2 separate regions of the Homo sapiens genome follow, and region 1 is linked to region 2. Evidence: chromatin contacts called from ENCODE Hi-C or POLR2A ChIA-PET data. All regions are on one chromosome and are shown on one strand. Each heading gives the region's core, a stretch centred on a gene start or an enhancer-like site at or near the end of the contact. The rest is flanking DNA. Distances are from core to core; before and after follow the strand shown. Region 1 overlaps FLRT2 (fibronectin leucine rich transmembrane protein 2). Region 2 has its middle 58 kb from the start of FLRT2.

Evidence for each region. A loop is a pair of places that touch in the nucleus more often than their neighbours do. ChIA-PET counts read pairs that join two places held with the same protein, here RNA polymerase II (POLR2A). Pooled maps may share reads with other maps.
Region 1: a map of endothelial cell of umbilical vein shows a loop between it and region 2 (10-fold over the local background). The contact joins two enhancer-like sites. A Hi-C loop is called at or near these places in 1 of 168 maps with a recorded cell type or tissue (endothelial cell of umbilical vein) and 1 of 50 pooled maps. POLR2A ChIA-PET finds 5 or more read pairs at or near these places in 1 of 52 experiments (AG04450).

What each region holds. Positions count from the first base shown.
Region 1 is chr14:85,564,328-85,571,168 of GRCh38, forward strand. All of the region lies in intron 1 of FLRT2 (fibronectin leucine rich transmembrane protein 2), which reads left to right. Among named protein-coding and RNA genes, the nearest start is that of FLRT2-AS1, 36 kb to the left of the region's middle. RefSeq lists an enhancer at 4,541-5,059. Within about 2 kb of position 2,469, at least 3 of the 41 ENCODE cell types and tissues checked have a DNase peak (open chromatin) inside an H3K27ac peak, as active enhancers do; they include endothelial cell of umbilical vein, where a contact is called at or near this core.
Region 2 is chr14:85,468,835-85,475,787 of GRCh38, forward strand. No RefSeq gene overlaps it. Among named protein-coding and RNA genes, the nearest start is that of FLRT2, 58 kb to the right of the region's middle. Within about 2 kb of position 3,082, at least 3 of the 41 ENCODE cell types and tissues checked have a DNase peak (open chromatin) inside an H3K27ac peak, as active enhancers do; they include endothelial cell of umbilical vein, where a contact is called at or near this core.

The sequences.
Region 1 (6,841 bases), core at 1,219-3,718, 95 kb after region 2:
TTGAGTAAAATTTGGGAGTATTAAAAGAAACACTGGTTTACCTCATTTTAGTACAAATGAATCGTCTTAGAGAAATAGAAAGCAATCAAAAATTAAACAAGTAAATACAATCACCAGTAACCCGGGTTAAAAATATATTTAGGTAATTAAAAGCCTAAGTCATTACATTTCCACTGGACCAACCAAGATTGTTCCAAATGTATTCGTGGAAGATTTATTAAAGGATATTTTGACATTGGCAAAAGGGCTAGTTTTCTGGTGGGTTATGAGGCTCTCAGATAACATCAAAAGGCAGTATTTGAAAGTAAGATTCTGTCATGCACACCGTTTTCTGTGTCTTTTGAAGACGTGGGTAACTCTATTACAGAAAAATACTACTATACCTAGCATGATTGAAACAAACTGTATGTAATGTAATGTAATAGTTCTTAAACTGTGCAGCTTCGCATCCTCTGCAAATCAGCTCCTACATCTGGACGATGAGAATTGTAATAGCACTGATCTCAAAGGGGTTTTTGGTTGTGATGTGAGATAGATAAGATTTATCATGTGATCACTAGTTTTATCAAGTGAAGGAGATAAGAGACTCATCCTATGATCACTAGTTATCTTGGCTCTCTGCCTTACCATTTCTATGATAGCAAGAAAAGAGCAACAAAGTTATGAACTCTGCCAGTCTTGGTATGCAATTTGTAAGATAGTATGTATAACAGTCAGTGGTACAAAGCCACAGAAATCCTAAAGTGTTATTTTAAACCAGATTTCCATTTTCGTCACCTCCATTCCTTTCAGGGATCTTGGGAAAGGGAATGAACTACTTTACTTTGAAAAACAGTTTTGTTTTGTTTTATTTTCTGAACGAAGATAATGAAAGCCTTCCTGACCCAAATAGCATATGCAGCCTGGAGTGTCATATATTGTTTTTGCATAGGAGTGATATTAATAACCTGAGTATGTATGCAGTCATCAAAATAGCTTTTGTCATAACATCACTTGTGTGCTGCTATTTGTCTCATAAGTAATCTGTCACATTCATTTTAAGTTGAAGTGTGGATATGTGACAGGTGGAATCTACAATTGTTTTATTGGGCTGGATGTAAAAATAATGACCTTGATGTTGCTATTCAGAATATTATGTGGCATCTGGGACCCCGATAGTTTCCCAATATTATTAATAGTGATATTACTACCTCTCCATTACATGCATGGTTAGTGATCAAAATTTTTTTTATTTATTTAAATTTTTGAATGATTTTAGAAACCATATGCATGGAGATGTATTAAGATATATAAGCTTCTTGTGGTGAGGTTATTGGTTTTAAAATACACATCGTTAGCTTTTAAAATAAAAGTTGGCATTTCGAGTTGTCATGCTTGAAAGACTCTTGGAAGTAGCATTAAAAGAATCCTAGATTGAAAGCTAATTTAGGTCAAGAGGGAAAATGTGCTTGATGTGACACTGATAACTTCATACCAATTGAATCCATGGGGCCTTGGAACCTGAAATGGAATTTATGATAAAATACCCACCATGAGGTCTTATCTTAATGGAGAAAACACATTGCTTTGTTAGTCCTCCAGACAGAAACTTCATTGTTTGGGGAATGATTTCAGTAGAGGATGAAAGGATGAATAAGCAAAATACACCGATTTTTTTGTCAACTGCCACCCCTCCCACCCCGATGTTCCCACCAATCATTAGAATAAGAAACATGAGTCTTTGTCCTCTGCCAAATCTAAGCCATGCCAACAAGTAAACCTGTATAGGAAAATGACACAATTAGGGAAATTTGCAAGTGCTATTATGCCAGCAGTAGTTTTTTCCATGAAGTAATCTGATGATTCATACACTGGAGATCAGGAGACAAAACAGATTCTACCTGGTTAGAGACCCACTATCACAATGATACTTGGCCTAATTCATTTTGGTTGAGGGCCTGATGAGCCACACATGCGTGGGTCAGGGAAGATGGTTTTCACCGGATGCCTGTTGAGTCTGATTGTAGAGACTTTCAAGAGAGGATTTTATTGAGGAAAAAAAGAAGCAAACATAACAAAGTATTATTCTGCTTTAGACTGAAATCAGGGACTGTTTTCTGAGAATAAAATGACTTCATAAAGGAATCAAGAAAATTATCTTGATGCTCAGCCTGTAAGATAATCAAAGGTAAATTCTCAAGTTGAATCCTAAAGGAACACTCAGTCCTCTTAACTTCCATGGTTGTGTGTGTGTGTGTGTGTGTGTGTGTGCAAGATAGAAATTTCTGCAGCTATTTAGGTGAAAGCACTTTGGAAAATGCAATATTTCGTATTCTTCAGTAGTTGATCCAAATACATACGGTGGAATATACAAGGTTTATATTCCTGGCCTGGTTGCAGGGGAAGAAAGTGTCATCTCGTGGCTGAAAAATAGTCTCAGTGTTGGATACTATGAAATCTTCAGCATGAAAAAAAAAAAAAGAACATATCCCTTCTATGTATTAGCTTCCCAGGAATGAAGCAAACATAAATATTTTTCAGTTTGGTCATTTGTGAATTAGTCATGATGAAAAAGCCTTCCGTTTCTGCCAGATGAAGAGTAATACAGCACAGAACTTTGAGGCAGTATTAATATTTCTGTTGTGCCTAAAAAGTAATCAACATAGTTTCCATGGGTCACACAAAATTTCTCATGATTGAAACAGTGTCATTGAAAGTTGGGGGAAGGACACATCGGTTAGAACATATTTAAATGAAAAATGTATTTATGCTTTCACTTCAAGGTAATTTTATCAGAGGGGCTGGGTTTGGGGGAAGATACCTGCAAACACGTGCATAAAGTTTGGGCTTCATGAAAGTGGGTGAAAGCATCATATTTGAGCTGCCACATTTGACATGTCCCCCTCAGAATCCCATGGACACTGGACAGTTTCCTGAACGCTGTGGTTTCCCCATCCCTGGTGGGTGTCTGCTTGTAATAGAAGCTCCAAAGATACCTGGAATCTCGAAGCTTCCTTCGGCATCTTCCTTTATTAGACCAACTTGAGGCTTTCTAGAAAAGCATACACTCTGTGTTTGCAATGTGTGTGTGTGCCCAGTTGCCACATTATGCTGGTTAAGAGCATGGATTCTGGAGCCAGACTGCATTGGCTTATATCTTAGCTCTGCCACTTCTTCAGGAGCGTAAGTTTCTGCATCACCCTGCCTCAGTATCTTTCTGTACAATGCACATAGTTAGAGTACCTGCTGTTAGGGTGTTTGTGAGGATTGAAAGAGTTAGTATTGTGAAAGGCTTAGAAGAGGGCCTAGCACACGGGAAGTGACTTACATTTTTTTTTTTTTTTTTTTTTTTGAGACGGAGTCTCACTCTGTCACCCAGGCTGGAGTGCAGTGGCACGATCTCTACTCACTGCAACCTCCGCCTTCTGGGTTCAAGTGATTCTTCCGCCTCAGCCCTCCGAGTAGCTGGGATTACAGGGGCGCGCCACCATGGCCGGCTACTTTTTGTATTTTTAGTAGAGACGGGGTTCCACCATATTGACCAGGCTGGTCTCGAACTCCTGACCTTGTGATCCTCCCACCTCGGCCTCCCAAAGTGCGGGATTATAAGCGTGAGCCACCGCGCAAGGCCTGATTTTTATTTTTTTCTATAGAGATCAGGGGAATGTTAACTTCCCCTAGAAACAGCATGACTTGCCGTCCTCTCAGCAGGTGAGTTACAGAAGGCCTGTAGAGTACCACAAGAAAGAGGCCTGACTACTTATTTGGAAATTAGCTGTTTTTGTTCTGCTTGTGGAGGGTTCCTTGAGAATTTGGCCCTTTCCCTGTTTTATAAGGGGACAAATAAAGATGAGATAGGGAAGTAGGGGTAGGCATTGCCTTTGTTCATGGGACCTTGCTGATCTGCGGGGGGATGATTGCTGGGGGAAGATCATGGGGCTTGGAGGCAGAGCGCATAGTTTTGGCTCCAGTTCTGCCCTAGGTAAGTCATTCAGTGTCTCGCTGAATGGGCTGAGTTTTGCTTTCCTGCTTCTGCACTTGAAATGCTTATTGTAAGGAGAGTGAACATGGAAATCATAAAATGATTGGACAGGCTCAAGGACCATGTGTAAGGCGTTAATACCAAGTCAGTGGTCATTGCTAGGTATGTTTCTGAATGAATTTAATTTTTTTTCTGGTATAACCTGCAGTTGGGGATTTTAGTTAAAAAATGTGCTCACATTCAAGAAGCCTGGACCAGCTCTGGACCAAATTGCACAAGAGGTGGTGTTTGGGCTTCAAATCCAGTTCCTGCTTTTTTGTTGTTGTTGTTGTTCTTTTTCTCTTTGTTTTCATGAACTTCTTCAGGGACTCAATGGCCTGATCCTGCACTCTTCGCCCCACAATTAATGAGGCCACTTCACTATGGAGCCCAACCTTGGCTGCTCTCTCTCCCTATTTCTGGGATCTTTACCTTTCTTCTCTCACCTACTTAACTTTTGGAAACCCAGTTTTACTACGTGTAACCTGGAGATGCCATTACGGACTTCAGAAGTTAACATATGTGGTATGTAAATCATCTAGCACAGTGCCTGGTGTATATCAGCCGCCTCTCTCTGCCTCTCACTCATTCCGTCTGTCTCCTCTTTTCCCTCGTCTCCCTTCTCTTAAGGATTTGCCTGCCAATCTATCTTTTATTTTAGAAATCCCAACGGTGGTACTGATGGATCAGTAAACCCTTTCATGATACATAGTAGCAGTTTCCTAGTGACTGCAACTCTTCACTGAAACAAAGACTTCACAGGTGGTGGATTTTTAGGCTTTGTGACAAACTCGTGAGGGCTCTTTGGGGACAAAGGAGGACATTTTAGCCACTCCAGATTACCATTTTTGCCTTTGAGCATTGTTCTTTAATTTCTCCTAGAAAGAAAAGAGGAATCTGCCTGAAGCAGCTCTGCCATCCGCCGACACCCTTGGCAGTTGAACACTGATTGTCAAGCCCACCGTGGGCAATGCAGGTTTCCTTTTGCCAGCCTGGCATGGAGTGAAGGGGAAGTTTGTGCTCCTCTGGTTGCCTCAGCTGACCAGGAAACCGTACCAGGAGCAGCAGGGAGGGCAGAGTCTAGTGGAGTCCTCTGTGCTGGGACTGTGGGACCAGGACAGGGCAAGGACAGCAGGAAGGAAAGACCAACTCATGCAGCAAACACCACCCACACTGGATGCATTCAACTCAGTCCTTAGAGATAAATGTTAGAGACAAAGGCACCATTAGGAACCAGGACACTGGACGTGTACTTTAGAGTTCTCATAAAGTCTGCAGACAGTCACAGTGAGGAATGCGCTGTAAGAATTTCAGATGAGGTTTATTTTGTCCCCTAGCCCTTTGGTTATCACGGTTTGTTTTGGTTTTAGCAGAGCTAATAAAAAATACATTTATCTTGCTACACAGTGATGAGACAATAGCAGAATACCAACCCTGAAATCACGTTATTAAAGCATTTTCTTTTTCTGTGCTTTTGGAGGGATTTTGCATTAGCCAAAAAAATGATGACAAGTGTTGTCATGACCAAACTTTCTTTTAAAAGTTTTGGCCAGATTGAATTGTAGGATCACGTTAACATGACAGTGGGTCTTAGTGGTATTTGTAAGATGTTGGTATGGCCATTTTGTCTACCACAGTGTTCTTTAAACAGCCTTTCTCCAAATGGGCATATCGTCTTTCAGCCTTACAGAAATCAAAAACAGAAAGTGACAAGCTTTCACACCAAATAAGACTGTGTATCTCCACCATTCTGTTCTCCAGCTTCTGATATTAACAGCCATCACCCAAGAGGGTAGAGCTGTTATTTTGACACATAAATTGTACCCTGGGCTCCTTTGAAAATGTTCTCTGGTTCCTTGTCAAGTTTGCATTGAATATTAAAGATAGAAGACCTTGGTTTTTATAGGCATCACATTCCAACTCCAAATTAGATTCTATGTGAGGATATTGTAAATAACTCAGTAAACACATATGAAAATTGAACATGTAACAATTCAACTTCCTTTTCATTTTAGGAATTAGAATTCATAGTCTTACTTTCTTACCTTAATCTGATTACAGTATTAGAAGTATCCAAATGACTTTACATTTAGCTATCAATTATTATTTTTTAAAACATTGCATAGGTGTGCTTCAGTTTGTACAGTTAATGAAAGAGCAAAGAGTGAAGTGCATAGTTTTACAGACTTTTTTAGGTTTGTATTTCCCTTTAAATTCTCCTTATTTTTATTTATTTTATTTATTTATTTATTTATTTATTTATTTATTTATTGAGACAGAATCTCACTCTGTCGCCCAGGCTGGAGTGCAGTGGAATGATCTTGGCTCACTGCAAGCTCTGCCTCCTGGGTTCATGCCATTCTCCTGCCTCAGCCTCCCGAGTAGCTGGGACTCCAGGCACCCGCCACCATGCCTGGCTAATTTTTTGTATTTTTTTTTAGTAGAGACGGGGTTTCACCTTGTTAGCCAGGATGTTCTCGAACTCCTGACCTCATGATCCGCCCGCCTCGGCCTCCCAAGGTGCTGGGATTACAGGCGTGAGCCACCACGCCCGGCCAAATTCCCCTTATTTTTTAAAAAAACAACTCTGGTGGCTTAATGTATTCCATTATACTTGCCTTTTCTTTGCACTTTACTGAGTCAAGAGTTTAGATTTTAAAGCTTCTGTTACTTAAAGTTTATGGTTTTCAGTAGTGTTGCATTTGGATGATGGTAGGTGGTGACAGTAGATCTAGGGTCCTGGTAACATTCTGAAGATTTGGGACTCGGGGCTTTTCTTCATCTGCTTTGCTCAAGACTGAGATGGTTTCAATGGATATACTTTACTTCAGCCCTGGATGA
Region 2 (6,953 bases), core at 1,832-4,331:
CAAGAGGAGATTTGGGTGAGGACACAGCCAAACCATATCACCTGTATTGCCCAATTCTCTGTTCCATCTGCTTCACTTCTATCCCAAAGCTCAAAAAGCAGCTGATTCTGAAAAGACAGATACCAGATCTCCTGTTGGTTTAAGGCTTACCCCGTGTGACTGGCAGGTTGGCCTGGCTGGTTCAGGTTCAGACATGAAAACTGACATTCCTCCATGCAGATGCCCTGTCCTAGCGTAGACTCACTTCCTTAGTGTCTGCAGGGTCCTTATGTCACCCACAGTGGAGTTGACAGAACAGTATTTCATAATGAGGCCTGTTCTGGAAAGATAACTCTAAATGAGAATCTGAGGGCCAAAACAGATCTTCATTATTCCAAATTCTGTGCTAAAGCAGATTGCATTGTAGCTGGCCTTTGATGTGTTCTCAGAGTCTAATAATAACTTAAAAATGAAGACAAGCATCTGTCTAGAAAAACTTTTAAAGGGTTGTATTTAAAATGCTTTGCAATGGCAAATTAACAGAGTTGTAATTTAAGTTTTCTTCTTCCTTCCTGCAGGAATGAATCGTAAGGTTCAGGAATGCATTTTTTAATATTTTGACAGAAACCTACATGTTTTAATCTTTTAAAGTATGTAATTATAGGACATGGGCCTGGTACAAGTGTGCTCCACGTGGGTGGTAGAATAATATGCCCTTTAAAAAATGAATTAGAATAGATTTTGGATAAAAATGATAAACACTAGATCACATCTTATTAGCAAAGAAAATGTCACAGTTTCATAAAAGTAAATTTGCTAAATAAAAATAGTAATTAATAGTTGAATTAATGACTAGATACCATTGAGAGTGTACTCAATATCCTAAAATTTTAATTTTAGGATGTGAACCCCAATGCAGATTTTGAGTTTTGGGTGATTATGATGTGTCAATGTACGTTCCTCAATTGTAATAAATGTATCACTCTGGTGGGGGATTTGATAATGGAGGAGGCTACCCATATGCGGGGACAGGAGGTTCTATGGGAAATCTCTGCACCTTCCACTCAATTTTATTGTGAACTTAAAACTACCCTAAAAATAAAGTTTATTTAAAAAAAATTAAAAAGCGATCTGATGAAATAATCTTAATTGTTATGGAAACCATAATTTTAAAAATAATGTAAGTTTACATTTAGAATATCAGGAACATAAGGCAATTCATCCACCTCAAGGTCAATGTATCTGCTCAGCAGGTACTAAGTGATTCTATAGGTGGGCCATTTCCACAATGCTTTCTGTATTCTAAACACTGCATGAGGACCTCCTGCCCACTTTTTCATTGATTCCTCACAAGAACCTCAGGAAATAGGTCCTGCATTTATTATCAACTTATAAATAGGAAAACAGTGAGGTTCAGAGAGGTTCATTAAATACTCAGAAGTCACACAGATAGTTGTTGTCAGAGGGATAAAAATAGACTTTGCACATGTCTGAGTAGCTAATTCTTCTGCTTGGTTTTTTTTTTTTTTTGGAGTGGATAAATAAGGTTGTAAGAAAGAATACCTTTCTACCCAAATATGCTTTACTCTTTACTCTCCTGAAAAAAAGTGAAATGTAAATACAGCCTTTGAAGCTAGTTTTGAAAGTAACTAAAAATTGTAATGCCAGATGAGATAATTAGACTATGAAGTAAACTCTAACGGGGTTAGGAGAGATGTACAAGAATGCACCCGTCAGTTTTCTTGCTGCTGGTGAAGACCTAAGCACTCTCTTCTTCTGGGTAAGTTTTAGGGCTTATCCAATTTCATGCCAAAGTGGGTAGAAGCAGAAGAATATTCTAAGCACGGAGAAACATCTAAACAAAGTACAGATGCATGAGCCTGTGTATTCAGGGCACTGCAAATTATTGTTCAAAATAAATTTTTAGGCTGGGCGCGGTAGCTCACGCCTGTCATCCCAGCACTTTCGGAGGGTAAGGCGGGTGGATCACCTGAGGTCAGGAGTTCCAGACCAGCCTGGCTAACATGGCGAAACCCTGTCTCTACTAAAAATACAAATATTAGCTTGGTGTGGTGGCGGTGCCTGTAATCCCAGCTACTCAGGAGGCTGAGGCAGGAGAATCACTTGAACCCAGGAGGCAGAGTTTCCAGTGAGCCAAGATTGTACCACTGCACCACTGCACTCCAGCCTGGGCGACAGAGTAACGCTCTTTCTCAAACATATATAAATATAATAAAAATAAATAAATGTTTAACTATCATCTTGAAAGCTTCTGATTTGGAGTTTTTACTGCAGTTACAATTATTCACAGATAGTTCTTATAAAAGTTCATTTCATGAGTTTCTGAGTTTAGTGTAACTTAGTTTGATAACATCAGGAGAAAAGAATGGTATCCTCTAGGAGTTTACAATCAGAAGAGAAGAAAGAAATATTATGTCAATGTGAACCAAGAAAGACAAATGTTTTGAATGTCTGAGTCAGTTTACACATTACAGCAAAATGTGGCATTTGCAGGAAAATCTTTGGGGGAAAAAAAAGAAAAACCACAACAATCTAAATTATCTTCTCCATTTCCCAAGGCATCTGGGCCAAGTTTTGTATTTGATGAAAATAAGTCCAATTCTGTAACTTCTGCTTTTGGGAGAATAGGCTGAGAAGCATGTAAAAAAAAAAAAAAGAAAAGAAAAGAAAAGAAAAAAAGAGAAAAGCAAAGTCTTGTTCTTCTTACTTCTCCTCTTCCCTCTGTTCTTTCTCTCCCACCATCCCCTTCTTTGTGTTTTTTAACAACCAGAATTAAACATTACTTAATCCCATCTGGGAGCCATAGTCATTTTTCAAAATCAATTTTTAAAGACATTGTTGTCATATGTTTACCGTCCAGGTGTCTACTTTCTCAAGGTAACAAAAAGGTTCACAAAGATTCTTATCTCAAACCGATAAACAGATGCAAACAGAGCCGGGACTATCTGGGCTACCACAAGGCCTGTTTGACTAATTGCCCTGATAGATCCTTCTCCTGATGCCTAATGTTGTTATTGCACCCAGCATAGCTGAGATAGCACATGTTTAACCCCTGACCCTCCAGCTGCCTGGACCATGCCGCTCTGGAACTAACTATTCTCCATCATCACTTCCTCCTCATGGCAGACAGAGAGAGAGAGATCTGTTTCTAAGCAAATAGCAAAGGCTCTGACCCCGTCATGAGTCACCAGTCTGTCTACCCACTTCCAAGATTCCCCTTTATGTATTTATTCAGCTTGTCAGAGTTCCTGGCCAAAAGGATAGTGATTTTTGAGTTAAATGGGATTCATGCTAACTCTGGGAACAGTAATTTCATAAATCTGAGATGTGTTAAATGGCCTCTATAAGCTTCGTATGAAACAATCCATCTCATTCTATCCTTTTTTAAGGTAACTTTTTATTCAATAAAAATGATAAAATAGCAAAAGACACAGAATAAATAAAAGGCAAATATTCCAGGGCCATTTATTACCATGTAGGGAAATACCTAATTATTCTGTGCCTTAGGGCACTGATTTATAATTACTATAAGACAGGCTAAATACTATTAGTAACAGCAGAAGTGAGAAGTAAGTGTATTTTATCTAAGATAGTTCATCTTTCTCTTATAGCATGTTTCATAAGTCTTATTCACAGGACTTAACACTGGTCAAATTTTAACACATACTGCCAACACATGGAAATTCAGCTTCTGATCATCCTGGGTAAGTTTTGCTGTGCAAAAATTTTACATTATACCACATTGCAGAAACATTAAGCAGTAATAGCACAATAGTAAGCAACAGTTCTTATGACCATTTGGGTTAATTAATGAAATTACATTGTCTGTATGAAAAGGCAGAAAATAAATGGAGAAACAGAAAGGTGTAATCTTTATGGAGTATATTTGAAAGTCTGTTCTTTTTTTAATATCTGAAAAACTTAAGCAGACATGAAATATTATAGGCTATAATGCTGGGGAGAATAGTCCATTCAGATATACATTGCATTTTAGTTTTCACCAAACCATTTAACATAGAATCAAAACACTGTGGCTAAATTATAAAATTGCTTCTATCTTTCTAACACTTTGTTTAATCTGGTCTAAAAACTAAAATGCAATGTATATCTGAATGGACTATTCTCCCCAGCATTATAGCCTATAATATTTCATGTCTGCTTAAGTTTTTCAGATATTAAAAACTTGTTTTGTGAAATCAATTCCTGAATGCTAATGTTATTATCAATCATCATAATCCTTCTCTCATAATAAATTCTTGATACTTTCCTCTGTCCATTAAGGAAGCAGAATCGTAAAATATTGAGTGCATTGACAAGGTATTGTAGATTACTGAGAACAGCAACAATAACAAGATAAATACTCAAAGTTTTTGTGTCTTTGGAAGTACTTTAAAGGGAATGTAATACAGAAGGAGTCCTTGACATCAGAAGATGGTCTGGGTTTAGCTTCATCTACATAGCTGCAAGCCCGAATCTCAGTTTTCTTTCAAATGGGGTTAATGAAACCTTTCTAACCATCTTCTGAAGTCTAAATGATGTAAACTGCCCAGCACAGTGACTAAAATTTTTAAAAAGCAAAGGCTAGATCCATTCAAAGTCCCTTCTTGCCTTTGCTTGTAAAACTGACTAAAGATTCCACCTTAGTCCAATTTACCTTCAAGCTACTTTGAGAATAATTTAAACTAACTCACACAAGTTTTGGAAAGCTTGATTCATTGGGAGGTAGCTTATCTTCTAAAAATAAAAATTTTAAAAACTAATGTTAAACATTAACAGGTACGGCTCAACTAAAAGATAGAAAGAAATTTAGGTGAATTTCTAGAAGAAATAAATTCATTTATTAGAAAATTTTTGGGGGGATGCCAAACAGCAGAATCATATGGGGTAAGGCTCTGAGGATAAGGATGTTACAGGACAGAAATTAACAACATGGGCTCTGAGATGGAGCGATCCTGGGCTTCACTCAGCAGAAACTTTAGACTTAGTTCTCTCTTTTGTAAAATGGGATAATAATACTTGTTTCATAAAATTATTTCCTATGATCAAATGAGATAAGGTGAGTAAAGTACTTACCGCAGCAGAGGAGACAGATTTAATAAATGCTATTTTAGTGTAAGTAGTATTAATATTAATTAATTATGGTGTGAGATGATTCTGAAGTTATTGAGAATGCCACGATGCTTTAAGAGTGTTGGGGTGCTCACATTCCCACGGATCTAAATCTGTGTCCATAATCATCTCTTAAATATTAATTCATGATGACAGAAATATCTTTCTCAACTTCACCTTTCTTCATTTCCTAGTAACTCTCCAACCAGTGGCATCCATTCAAGTTAATGTCAATATAGCATCCCATGTTAGGGTGAGCTCCAGAATGTTAGGCTAACAAGAAAATTCTCCTTTTTTAAAATGATTTATATACTCAAAGCCTAAAATTAATCATGTCTCCAAACATTTGTATCTGATAGTGCAGAACATTCGGCAAATAATTTACCAGATTTTCAATGAATGCAAACAAAGTTTGACAAATACGGGGAAAAGTGGACCAAGAATTTTTCTACACCTGGTATCTACCTATCTATCTATCTATCTATCTATCTATCTATCTATCTATCTATCTATCTAGGTATCTATCTGTCTTTCTATATATATGATGTAGTATTTTTAAATAAGTTCGCAAATAAAAGACTTGTGACATGTAGTATCCAGTTTTATTTGCAATAAAATGAACTATTTAGCTATGTAATACATCTAACTAAATGACACTCCCATTTTCCTGCCAAATTATGTACAGAGACATGATAAGAAAACTACTTTTTCATGTAGTAACAACCAATAGTCGTATTGCTCAAGAACAACTACAGCACTGGGCTCAAAGGTTTAACATCCTAGCAATGATATTTTTAAATCATACCTTGTTTAAACAAATGTAAGTAATTGGATTTTCTTCTATATTAAAAAATGTTCCAGATAAATGCTATAAATCTGAAAGCAGAAAAGTAGGGAAGAAATAGTAATTTATATGCCACAATGGAGTGTTTCACAATTTTTGTTTAACAACACATATTTTATCCTGCTTACACCTTGATCTATAGGACCCCACTGATTACAAGGCTGTAAATTGTATGAAGAGCTCTGCAGAAAATCATAAAAGGGCAGCAAGGGGACCTTATATCATGAAGTCACTTGGTCCCTAAGACTCAACCAGGACTTTGATATTTAGTTTAAACACAACCATATATTCTTATTAATAATGAATAGAGCCACTTCTTTCAATTTCATAAGCCCAGTGCACCAAAGCTGGTGAAATTTCTATTACCCATGACCTGGATATTAATCCTACAATTAAAAAAAAAAAAAAAAAGCCTCCGTTTTTCAAATGTTGACTTAATGCTGAAACAATGAGAAACAACTTTCCCAGAAATTTTGGCACGTTGAACAGAGAAATAAGGGTGACCATTCTTTGTTCACTGGGAGAGCTATTAAAAATGCTTTTGCACAGGAAATACTTTTTTTCTCCCCAGGAATTAGGGGATATCTTCAGGAAACTCAGCAGATTAATCACATGAGCCCTGGCTCAACTTTATTTAAAAGTAAAGCATAAGCCTTAACGCTTATCCCAAAATGCAAAATCCCTCTTTTGGTATTTCAGTATTTCATGTTGTTGCTATTTCTTGTCTGAATATTTTTCTATTGTCTCAGAAACTGATCACAAAGGTTTTTGTTTTTTCCTTTTTTAAAAATTATTTTTTGTTTTTAGTAGTTGGATAAGGGAGAGATAAGAGAAGAATCTTTGTTAAACTTGCCTGGATTTTTAACATGAAACAGCAAGATTAAAAGCAGTATTATCTGAATTCATAAAGTGAAATATAGGCCTAGGCACGGAAGTTTTCAGAACTTTGAATTTCAACTGACTTAATGACTTTGTACCAGCTGTTTTCTAATATGTTTTT